2 separate regions of the Homo sapiens genome follow, and region 2 is linked to region 1. Evidence: chromatin contacts called from ENCODE Hi-C or POLR2A ChIA-PET data. All regions are on one chromosome and are shown on one strand. Each heading gives the region's core, a stretch centred on a gene start or an enhancer-like site at or near the end of the contact. The rest is flanking DNA. Distances are from core to core; before and after follow the strand shown.

The links. A loop is a pair of places that touch in the nucleus more often than their neighbours do. ChIA-PET counts read pairs that join two places held with the same protein, here RNA polymerase II (POLR2A). Pooled maps may share reads with other maps.
Region 2: a loop to region 1 is called in a pooled map, with 2.1 times the contacts of the local background. The contact joins two enhancer-like sites. A Hi-C loop is called at or near these places in 2 of 37 single-sample maps with no recorded cell type and 5 of 50 pooled maps. POLR2A ChIA-PET finds 5 or more read pairs at or near these places in 1 of 52 experiments (activated T-cell).

The regions. Positions count from the first base shown.
Region 1 is chr1:39,396,461-39,402,008 of GRCh38, reverse strand. The region is part of intron 58 of MACF1 (microtubule actin crosslinking factor 1); the gene reads right to left. Among named protein-coding and RNA genes, the nearest start is that of BMP8A, 92 kb to the left of the region's middle. Within about 2 kb of position 3,273, at least 33 of the 41 ENCODE cell types and tissues checked have a DNase peak (open chromatin) inside an H3K27ac peak, as active enhancers do.
Region 2 is chr1:39,649,069-39,654,616 of GRCh38, reverse strand. NT5C1A (5'-nucleotidase, cytosolic IA) reads left to right here. Exons shown (of 6, transcript NM_032526.3): 6 at 1-3,388. Among named protein-coding and RNA genes, the nearest start is that of HEYL, 12 kb to the right of the region's middle. Within about 2 kb of position 2,408, at least 8 of the 41 ENCODE cell types and tissues checked have a DNase peak (open chromatin) inside an H3K27ac peak, as active enhancers do.

The sequences.
Region 1 (5,548 bases), core at 2,024-4,523:
AACTCCTGACCTCAAGTGATCTGCCTGCCTTGGCCTCCCAAAGTGCTGGGATTACGGGCGTGAGCCACTGCGTCCAGCCCCTGCTCCTCAATATTAGAAAAGAAGGCAGAATAAATAATACAGAGAGAAGAGATTTCTAAAAACCATCTCTTTCATTTCGTTACTAAGGAAAATTCTTATCATTGATGACAAAGAAACAAACAGCTTAGGTATGAATTTAAAGAATTAGACCAAAACCAGAGCTTATCCTTTGGGAATGAATTGCAAGATGACAGAGATATTAAATGGTTCACTTGATAAATACAATTAATTCAAGATGGAGAAAATCTAAGGCACATATAATTTCTTTGAATTATCTTCTTTCCTTGACTCATATATACACATGACCAAATGTTAAAAACATTAAAAACACATATTTGCTGAAACTGTAAAGAATTAAAGACTTTCTGTAAAACATCTCAATCTGGTATGAGATTGGCAGACAGATGAATTATATCTGTATTTTAAGCTGCTTGCTTCTGAAACTCTGCCGATATTTTTTGGCTCAGCCCTCAATGTTTTAATTAAAGATTGATTAATATTAAGAGATGTCTTTCCTAAAGATGCTGACTTAGTAGTTGCCATTGTACGGTAACAGAGGAAGATAACATGGTCTATGATAAAAGCTAATTAGGCCAAAATCCCTGAGATCATTAGAGCTGATCTAATGGGCAACTGAGTGGCTGGGGAAGTCACTGAGCTGGTAATGTCTTCTGGTTAATTCTGGTTAATGATTTGAAAATAATATGAATTTGTAGAGCATACAAGCCAAGGCCAAAATGGTCTCAGAAAAACCTGCTGGTTGTAGGATTCTGATAGAAATGCATAAATGAATTAATGAATAAATAAATATGTATGTATATGTATGTGTACATAAAATATATTTTAAGCTGTGTTGAATCATGACCTAAACTTGCCTATTATTCCCACTCTAGGGCTAGAAATAAGCCCTATTGTTCCCACAAAAACTGCTCAGGAAGGCTCTCTATCCATCCACTTGTTTCATTGTTATCAAACTAATTTTACTTTATCCTCATAATTTCCATTTTTCCAATTTTCAAGAAGAAAATAATCTGGTGCTGGGCCTTAGATCAAGTCTTCTGGAGAATGATGATCCCTAGGCACAAAGAGGGGTAACTGTTCTTATTAAAAAGATTTCACAGGCTTGATACAATGGCTCATGTTTATAACCCCAGCATTTTGGGAGGCTGAGGTGGGCGGATCACTTGAGCTCAGGAGTTCAAGACTAGCCTGGGCAACGTGGTAAAACCCCATCTCTACAAAAGATACAAAAATTAGCTGGGTGTGGTGGTGCATGCCTGTAATCCCAGCTACTTGTAGGGGCTGAGGCAGGAGGATCGCTTGAGCCTAGGAGGTTGAGGCTGCAGTGAGCCATGATCATGCCACTGCACTTCAGGCTTGATTGACAAAGTGAGACCCTGTCTCAAAAACAAACAAACAAACAAACAAAAAATGAAAAAAAAAAAGATTTCACAATATTCTAATTTATATGTCTAGATAAGCTTCTTTTTAAAAAAAAGCATATTATCATCTAGTGAGCTGAGCACCAAATATAAGCCTAATACTTTTAGATATATCACTTCATTTAATTTTCATAAAAATCCTAAAGGTATGATTTACCAATATTTGTATTTTACAGTTAAAGTAAGTAAGATTCAGAGAGGTTAAGTAATTTCCCTGAAGGTCACTCAGCTAGTAAATGATAGAGCCAGGATTCAAACCTGGATACTTCTGACTAGAACTTGTATTCAGTTTTTTTCACTACACCAAACTGTCAACTAATTGAGTAAGTAGCAATGACTCTGTGCATAAGAAGTAGCACATTTCTTTCTTAGTTTTGCCCTCTTATACTGAAAAAAGATTGTGTTCCCTTAACATATACTAACTAGCAGAGAAGGAAGGAAGCCCAGAAGAAAGATGGAGAACTGAGGAAATCAGGCTAAGATTAGAATTTCTTCAGGACACACAAGGATATATACCTCAAGTCTTGCAGAGTAGATAGCATTTTGAATCCTAGAGCTCACATGGCTTATGAGAAATAAAGAATGTTCATCCAGTCAGTCAAATATTGTCTCATCTCCAACTGTGTATATACCAATATGCTAACTACATTAAGGGACACAAAAGTGAATTAACTGAGGGGATAGGACAAATGGATATAATCAGAAAATGTCAAAATTAGGTGGTATGTGATAAAAGCCAAGTGAGTTATACATTGTAAATGATTAAGAGATCAGGAGTAGTGAGCTGGGGAGATCAAAAGCCTTTATAAGGCCGGGCATGGTGGCTCACGCCTATAATCCCAGCACTTTGGGAGGCCGAGGTGGGTGGATCACCTGAGGTCAGGAGTTCGAGACCAGCCTGGCCAACGTGGCGAAACCCTGTCTCTACTAAAAATACAAAAAAATTAGCCAGGCAAGATGGTGCGTGCCTGTAATCCCAGATACTTGGGAGGCTGAGGCAAGAGAATCGCTTGAACCTGGGAGTCAGAAATTGCAGTGAGCCGAGATCGCACCACTGCACTCCAGCCTGGGTGACAGAGCCAGAATCCATCTCAAAAAAAAAAAAAAAAAAAAAGCTTTATAAAGAAGTGGACTTGAGCTATGACTTCAGAAATCAAATACCTAAAATGTATAAGGAGTGTCTGGGGTAACTGGATGTAGTGTATGGTCTATATAGGAAATAACACTGGAAAGATAGTGGGGATCAAATACATCCAAGACTGGAGACACAGAAATAGGCTAGTTCTGAAGGATACAACCATTTATCAGATCAGATGGCCTTCGAATTGCTTTGGGGGAAGGATAAGCACTTACAGAAAGAACTGTGAATACAGACAGAAGGTCAGGAAATCATTTTGGAGATGAAAATTTTAGAGGGCTATAGCATAATTTATGTCTGTTTTTTTCCCATAGGAACCATGTATGTATATGCTAGCTATCCAATCACACCAGCTCTCTGCATTCTTAACAGAGGGTCCTTTGTTCCAAACAGTAAGGCTCAAAAGAAACATAGTCTGATAAAATCACACTGAGATCAGTACTCCCAGCTGGTGCAAGGGCTGATGCCATTCCATAACACACCCTACAGGAAGCAGCCTGAGATACACAGCTGATTGATTTCCACAGCAGGAGCCTTGTGGCAGTGTGGGGTGGGGACTGGTCAGGCATAGAGAAAATTCTTCAGTCGCTGACTCAGATTAGTTCCCCAAGATCCTGACTCTATCTGTGTAAGTCACTCCCGGAAGCAACACTATTTCTTAACTAATTTTCTTAAAAGGAGAGGAAAACCACAGAAGCACCCCCAGCGAGTGGAACTATTTAATCAGTTAACTCTTACTTGTCATGGGATCTGAAGATGGCAAAAATCAAATTCCCTAGCTTTCTAGAAGTAAGCTGAATAATTCTTTCATTGTAAGGGGCCGTCATCCTGTGTATTGTAGGTTGTTTCGCAGCACTTACTAGATGCCAGTAGCAGCTTTTCCAGTCATAACAATAAAAAATGTCTCTGGGCCAGGCACTGTGGCTCATTCCTGTAATACCAGCACTCTGAGAGGCTGAGGTAGGCAGATCATTTGAGCTCAGGAGTTCAAGGCCGGCCTTGGCAACATGGTGAAACTCTATCTCTACAAAAAATACAAAAATTAGCCAGGAATGGCAGCATGCACCTGTAATTCCAGCTACTTGTGGGGCTGAGGCAGGAGGATCACTTGAGACTGGGAGGTCGAGGCTGCAGTGAGCCATGATTGTGCCACTGCACTCTAGCCTGGGTGATGGGAGTGAAACTGTTTAAAAAAAAAAAAAAAAAAAGGAGTGGCGGGGAGTGGGAGTCTCTGCAAAGCTATGCTTGGTTGACAACCACTGGTGTAGCATAAACTTTGGTGCCAAACAGACCTTCCCAATCCCAACTCTAATATTTACTTGCTATGTGGCTCGAACAAGTTATTTTAACCTCTTCAAGTCTTAAGTTTTCTTATCTGCAAAATAGGATTTTAAATGTCTGATTTAGAGTTTTTTTCAGAGATCATTTAGACTCAGATCTTTCTTACTGCATTTACCACTACATCAGTACCACTGTAATTCTCTGTATCTGTTTCCCTTACTATAGATGGTCTCTGACTTAACAATGGTTCAACTGAAGATTTTTCAACTTTATGATGGTGAAAGTGATATGCATTCAGTAGAAACCATACTTCAAGTACCCAATCATTCAGTTTCTCTATTTCAGTACAATATTCAATAAATTACATGAGCGAGTCAGCACTTTATTATAAAATAGGCTTTCTGATAGATGATTTTGCCTAACTGTAGGCTAATGTAAGTGTCTGAGTATGTTTAAGGTAGGCTAAGCTGAGCTATGATGGTCAGTAGCTACTTTTTTTTTTTTTTGGAACGAAGTTTCGCTCGTTGCCCAGGCTGGAGCGCAATGGCATGATCTCAGCTCACTGCAACCTCTGCCTCCCGGGTTCAAGCAATTCTCCTGCCTCAGCCTCCTGAGTAGCTGGGATTACAGGCGCTCGCCACCACGCCCGGCTAATTTTTGTATATTTAGTAGAGACCGGGTTTCACCATGTTGACCAGGCTGGTCTTGAACTTCTGACCTCAGGTGATCCACCCACCTCGGCCTCCCAAAGTGCTGAGATGACAGGCATGAGCCACCATACCCGGCTGTCAGTAGGTACATTAAATGCATTTCTGACTTACAATAGTTTCGAGTTATGATGGGTTTTTCCAGACATAATTTCACTGTAAGTCAAGGCACATCTGTACACTGTTAACTAGAGACTATCTGAGACTCCAGTACCCACCACAAGGACTAGCACAGAGCAACTGCCCAGTAAGGATGGGTTAAAAGGAATATGGAATCACTTCCTTTTAACCTCCATCCATGAACCATCACCATGTGTAGCAAAGATCCATATTTCAAATGACATGACTGGTGGTAGAAAAATAGTTTATGACGTCCTAGAGAGTAAGTGTATTCCATTAACCTTCTATAGTCAATAAGAGAGACTCGTAGTTGAAAAGCACTTAGTGGTGGCAAAGTAGGGAGGGTGCACATTCTACCCATAGCTGGGTTTTTCCAACTGGGACAGCTGAGACTTGTGAAGAATCCATTCAGCAGGAGACAGCCCTTTACAGTGATGGTTTGGTGCAGTGACCTGACACAACTCCCTGTGGAAGTCATTTTATTCCTAGTAAACCAGCAACTCTAACAATAAACGGCCCTTCAAAGAAACTCATCGTACTTCCTAGAAGCTCATAGCTTATTAGCGAGCTTGAAAGTGCCCAGGATATTTTTCTGAAGCTCCAGAACCAGCCTAAGGCTGAGACCATTTACCATTCATTTCTAGGCACAGTGAGGATCAGTCCTTTTCTGCAAGTCTGTGCTTATCTTAACCATGTTTACTAATCAACTACTAAACGATCAATACATACAAGTTCTGCACAGGATACATTCTAGTTTTTCTGGAAATATATTTCTTCCT
Region 2 (5,548 bases), core at 1,159-3,658, 250 kb before region 1:
GTAATTTGCAGTTTTGTTGATGCACTGATTTGACTTGAATGTGCTCTCCCAAGCTGATGAGTGAGAGGGCAGGAGCAGGGCCCTTGGCTGGGGATGAGCCCAGCTGGCTGTCCAGCATGGCTTTGTATTCCCGACTCATTTCCTCATGGGGCCTCTTAGGCAATGATCAGCCTAGTAGGTGGATGCGCATTAGCTAAACATGAGTTTTGGATAGATTGAAGTGCCCAGTGTTGATTTCAGCAGCTCCGAGCCAACAAGGTCATCCATGTACTTTCTGTGAAAGCAAGAACAAGTCCGTCGTGAAGAGGGTCCCGTGAGGACTTTAGCCGGTTCAGAAGTTACTGATCAAGTGAGAGAGAAAACTCCTGTAACAGCTGGAATGGCAGTTTCTTGTGGCATGAAGGCACGTGAGCAATAAACACAAATACCCCTCATAATGGAATTGTGGATCAGGAGAATTCTAGGACTCTGCAAATTTAGAGATTTACCAGGCTTCCAGGATCCACTGCAAGAACAGACAGTATGGAAGACGCCCCATCTACAGCCATCATTGCTGTCGCTATGCCATCATGATACTCTTCTCCACTAAGCCCAGACTGGGTCTCAGAATCTTTCTCTATCCAGCATTCCAGGCAGCCACTACCAGCGGGCTGGAGCTGGTGTGAAAGATGAAACCTATTTTGCCATCCCTATTGGTGTTGGGTTTTGCTATCCAAGAGGCATGCAAGGCCCAGAATGTTCATCCTCTGAGGATATGATGCAACTCTGAGGATGTCAGAGCCTCACCTGACTTGGGTAGAACACAAGGAGGTGGATGAATAGCATCGTGTGGCTGGCGGCTTCCCAGATCACGGGTTTTATCTAGTCTTAAAGCAAAACACAAAACCACCTCCTTTCTGCCAGTAGGTGGCACTGCAGGCCGGCACGCAGCTGCTGGCAGTAGTCAAGTGATTCTACCCACTGATTTACTTTTCTCTCCCACTGACTTAGTGCTGCGCTGGACTCTCCCCACGGTTAGCTCTAGCCAGCCAAAAAGGACTTCAGGTGCTCTGGAAATGTTTGCTAAATATGCCCGAGTGACGAGCCGATTGCTCTTGCCGGCAATTACTGTGATTGTGTGTATGGATGCACACATATTAAGTTTGTGCAACAGGATAAAAATCGTACACGTACGTGTATTTATGTGGGTGTGTGTAATGGGCCAGATATCTCAGCCAATGACTCTGTGTGTGTGTGTGTACTCACTATGTGTACAGATGGTTATCTCTGTTAACTGAGTGTCCTGGGACCCACATACTGATGGCCAGCCCTAGGATAGTTGTACCCATTTCCATCATAACATGGGCATTTGCGTATGTGCAGCTTGGGGGCCACCGAGACCAGCCCCCAACCTCTGGCCAAGAAAGTCTTGGCTCCTAACCCTCTGCCTCCTACCCCTACTCCTGAGCCTTGGGAAGGAAGTGGTAGAATCTGTGTAAGGGCAATCCTTTTGACTATACCTGCCTCATCATCTCCATTTGTTTCTTCCCTCCCCCTAACAGTGCCAAGGCCAACGTGTCCAGTTGGGCAGATTGTGCACTGCAAAAATCTAGAGGGCGCCATTGGTATTGTGACATGGGTAGTACCTATTAGACACCTGCACAACCTGCCAACTGTATACAGATGCCCTGGTCATCTCATGGCCATGGCTACGAAAGTTGCCTTCCCTCCCCACTACCAGCCCTGCCCAACCTAGGCAAAGATTCCTGCCTCTGCTTGAGTGTTCTAATGTGGCCCAGAAGTGACTTACCATTGACCTTAATTGGGAAGTATCTCCCTGATGGGCCATCCCCTAGAGGCCTTTGGAATTCCATTTATAAAAGTGAAATGTGGCTGGGAACTTTTCAGTTACTCATCTTTGCAAAGTGAAAGCCTCTGTAAGGCAAACCAAAGCTGTGAAGACTGGGGTCACTGACTCCCACACTCCTGGCCTGTGGGTGAATATATGCCTTCATGGCCATCTGCCACGGAATTAGGGTAAAGGCCTCAAGGCTAGTCTTGTAGCTAACTGCCACCAAGAAGCCACCAAGAAAATCACTGAGGTCACCCTAGACTGGATGCCTGGGCCAGGGTCACAAACCCCAATGCCTACAGGGGCGAGGCAGGAAACATAAATGAGTGGAGAGGATTAAGCCAGTTCTTCACTGAGAATGGAGAACACTGTGGTCTGCCATGGTTGCTGCCACATGGGAATGTGGCCTGAGGTTGCCGGATAGTCCGCCCCATTTTTGAAGAGAAGCTGGGAATCTGGACTTTTAAATGTTGGCAACTATTTTGAATTTAGAAAACACCATCTGGGCCAAATAAAACATATTCTGTAGGCGAGATCCGGCCCTTGAATCTCCAGTTTGCATCCGCTGGCCCAGGCCCAGAGACTTGGGTTTTTAAGACCCAAGTCACTGAGAGTCTGAGGATATTACACTCAGATTCTCAGTGATGGATATTTAAGAGACCTCAGAGATGACCTAGCTCAGCCTTTGTGTGTTCAAAACTGCGTATGTACAAACTTCTTTTTTTTTTTTTTTTTTTTTTTTTTTTTTTTTTTTTGAGACGGAGTCTTGCTCTGTCACTCAGGCTGGAGTGCAGTGGCACAATCTTGGCTCACTGCAACCTCCGCCTCCTGGGGTCAAGCAATTCTCCTGCCTCAGCTTCCTGAGTAGCTGGGATTACAGGTGCCCGCCACCATGCCCAGCTAATTTTTTGTATTTTTAGTAGAGATGGGGTTTCACCATATTGGCCAGGCTGGTCTCGAACTCCTGACCTCAGGTGATCCACCAGCCTCTGCCTCCCAAAGTGCTGGGATTACAGGCGTGAGCCACCACACTCGGCCTACGAACTTCTTTATTAATGTAATAGCGCACATATACTTAACTTCTGGTTTCTACTTAAGAGCATCTCAATAACCTCCGATATAGAATACGATGAAAAATGAAACCTGTGTGCATAATGTGCTTGTATCTACCTGTCAGAAGCCCTTTGCTTTGATAGCATTTGCTGCCTCAGTCTTCCTCATCACCCAACCTCTCTGGGTTGCTTGTTATGATAAACCTAAGTGCCTCCGTAAATGGTTAGAGCATGTGTTTCTTCGTCTTTGTGACTTCCCTTGTCTGGGAATAAGACTGCTTGTACTTCTCCCAGCTTTGCCCTCTTTGGCCTACTAGTAGCACACCCCATCGATCCAGACCTGTCTGGCTCTTTGTAACATTTACCTGGTCACATGATAAAGGGTGCTGAGTGCTTGCCAGTGTGGGTCCCTGTCACTTCTCATGCATGTCCTATACCTTAATTTTACCACATGTGCTTCTGCTTCTTAAAAGCCATTCAAATAAATGGAGAGGGTTTTAATTAACTTACGTTGTCTTGTTTTTTCCCCACAATTGTATTCACAAACTGGCATATGGCCCCTCATGAAATGCTAATGGTGACGTAGGTAATGAAGAGGCCTGGGACCCGATTCATCCACTAGTGCTGGGATCTTTCTGTAGAATCTGTCCCAGCACATGAAGACCACCCTGAGGGGAGATTCCGCAATGGACAGCAGCCTGAGAGCATCAGAAGGCAAGCTTCCCCCAACAGGGCTCCTCACATGGACTCGGTGTTCCCATCTGGAACTACCAAGGGTGGGGATGGAGAGGGAGGAAGAGAAGATGAGAAAGGATGTGAGATGAAGGAAGAAGGGGATAACTCAGACTCCAGCCCTCACATCATTCTTCTTCCTGCACCCCAGGGTCTTCCTACACCCCAGGGTCTTCCTGCACCTCAAAGTGTCTGCAGAGCAGGAATCCAAGAGTGGCTTTTCTGGGTGGTTCTTACTCAGAGCCTCTCATGAGGTTGTAGTCAAGCTGCCAGGTGGAGCTGCAGTCAATGGAAGGCTTGCCTAGGGCTGGAGGAGCTGCCTCCAAGATGGCTCACTCACATGGCTGTTGGCAGGTGACCAGAGTTCCTCACCACAATGTTACCTGAGTGTCCTCATGACATGGCTGTTGGCTTCCCTGAGAGTGAGTAATCCAAGAGAGCAAGGCAAAAGCCACACCATCTTTTATGACCTAGCCTTGGAAGTGACATGTCATCACCTCTAGCATATTCCATTGGTCACACAGACAAACCCTGATACAAGGTGAGAGGGGACTACGCAAGGAGGTGAATATCAGGAAGTGGAGATGATTAGGGGCCATCTTGGAGGTTGGCTACCACATATTATTATACCTCCATCAGTCTGGTATACCAGGGGCCCCCAAGGTTATGTTAACCGTTCTTCTGCCCTGTGGCAAGACTAGACTTGAATGTGTCTCCTGGATTCTCCAACCTGAAGTCCCCTTGCTTTCCCACCTGTCCCCACCCAGTCACCAGGAATGGAGAGAAATATGATTCTTCATCTACTTCCTTCCCACACCTCCTGTCCAACATTCCTTCAGGGGCCTTGGAGTCACCTACTTGGGGACATCATCGAAACTGTGTTCTGAGATGTCTTAGTCTCATGGTAAAATTTTTATAATGTCCATAAGGCCAGTGGTCCCAGAGCTGTTTGTCCTGTTTTATGACCAGTGGCCCATGTCCAAGGTGAGGGAAAGGCAGGGGTGGGGGAAGGGTGGCATCCTAACACCCCCTCCTTCCTAGGCCTTGGATATCAGCCCCAGCCTCTGGTGCCATAAATGAATCCTCTACTTTCTGACATGGTCTTGGACTGGATTTGGGAATAAAAACCCCATGATGTGATACAGATGTGACTGTGGCTTGGAGCTGGAACCAAAAAAAAAAAAAGGAGTAACCACCAGATAAAGAAATCACAGACATAATTCTTTCTCCTCCCGTGTGCACTCCCTTTTCAACTTGCAAAGCTCATCCATGACCTAAGGCCTATGTGTTCTGTTTTTTTTTCTTGTGCTTACTAGTAGCCAGTTTTATTTTCCAATAGGTCACTTAAAGAAACATTATTTTTGGCCGGGCGCGGTGGCTCACACCTGTAATCCCAGCACTTTGGGAGGCTGAGGCGGGTGAATCACGAGGTCAGGAGATTGAGACCATCCTGGCCAACATGTTTAGTAGAAACCCCGTCTCTACTAAAAATACAAAAATTAGCTGGGCATGGTGGCATATGCTTCCACCCTCAAGATCTCATAATCTCCCAAAGGCCCGACCTCCTAATATCATCACATTGGTGATAAGGTTTCAGCATATTAATTTTGGAGAGGTATATTCAGACCATAGCAATTTGAATCTTCATTCTTTTTTTAAAATTTAATTTAATTTAATTTAATTTTAAGTTCTGGGATACACGTGCAGAACAGGCAGGGTTTTTGGGTTTTTTTTTGTTGTTTTGTTTTGTTTTGTTTTGTTTTTTTGAGATGGAGTCTCGCTCTGCCACCCAGGCTGGAGTGCAGTGTCGCAATCTCGGCTCGCTGCAACCTCTGCCTCCTGGGTTCAAGTGATTCTCTTGCCTCAGCCTCCCAAGTAGCTGGGATTACAGGCATGCACCACCACACCCAGCTAATTTTGTATTTTTAGTAGA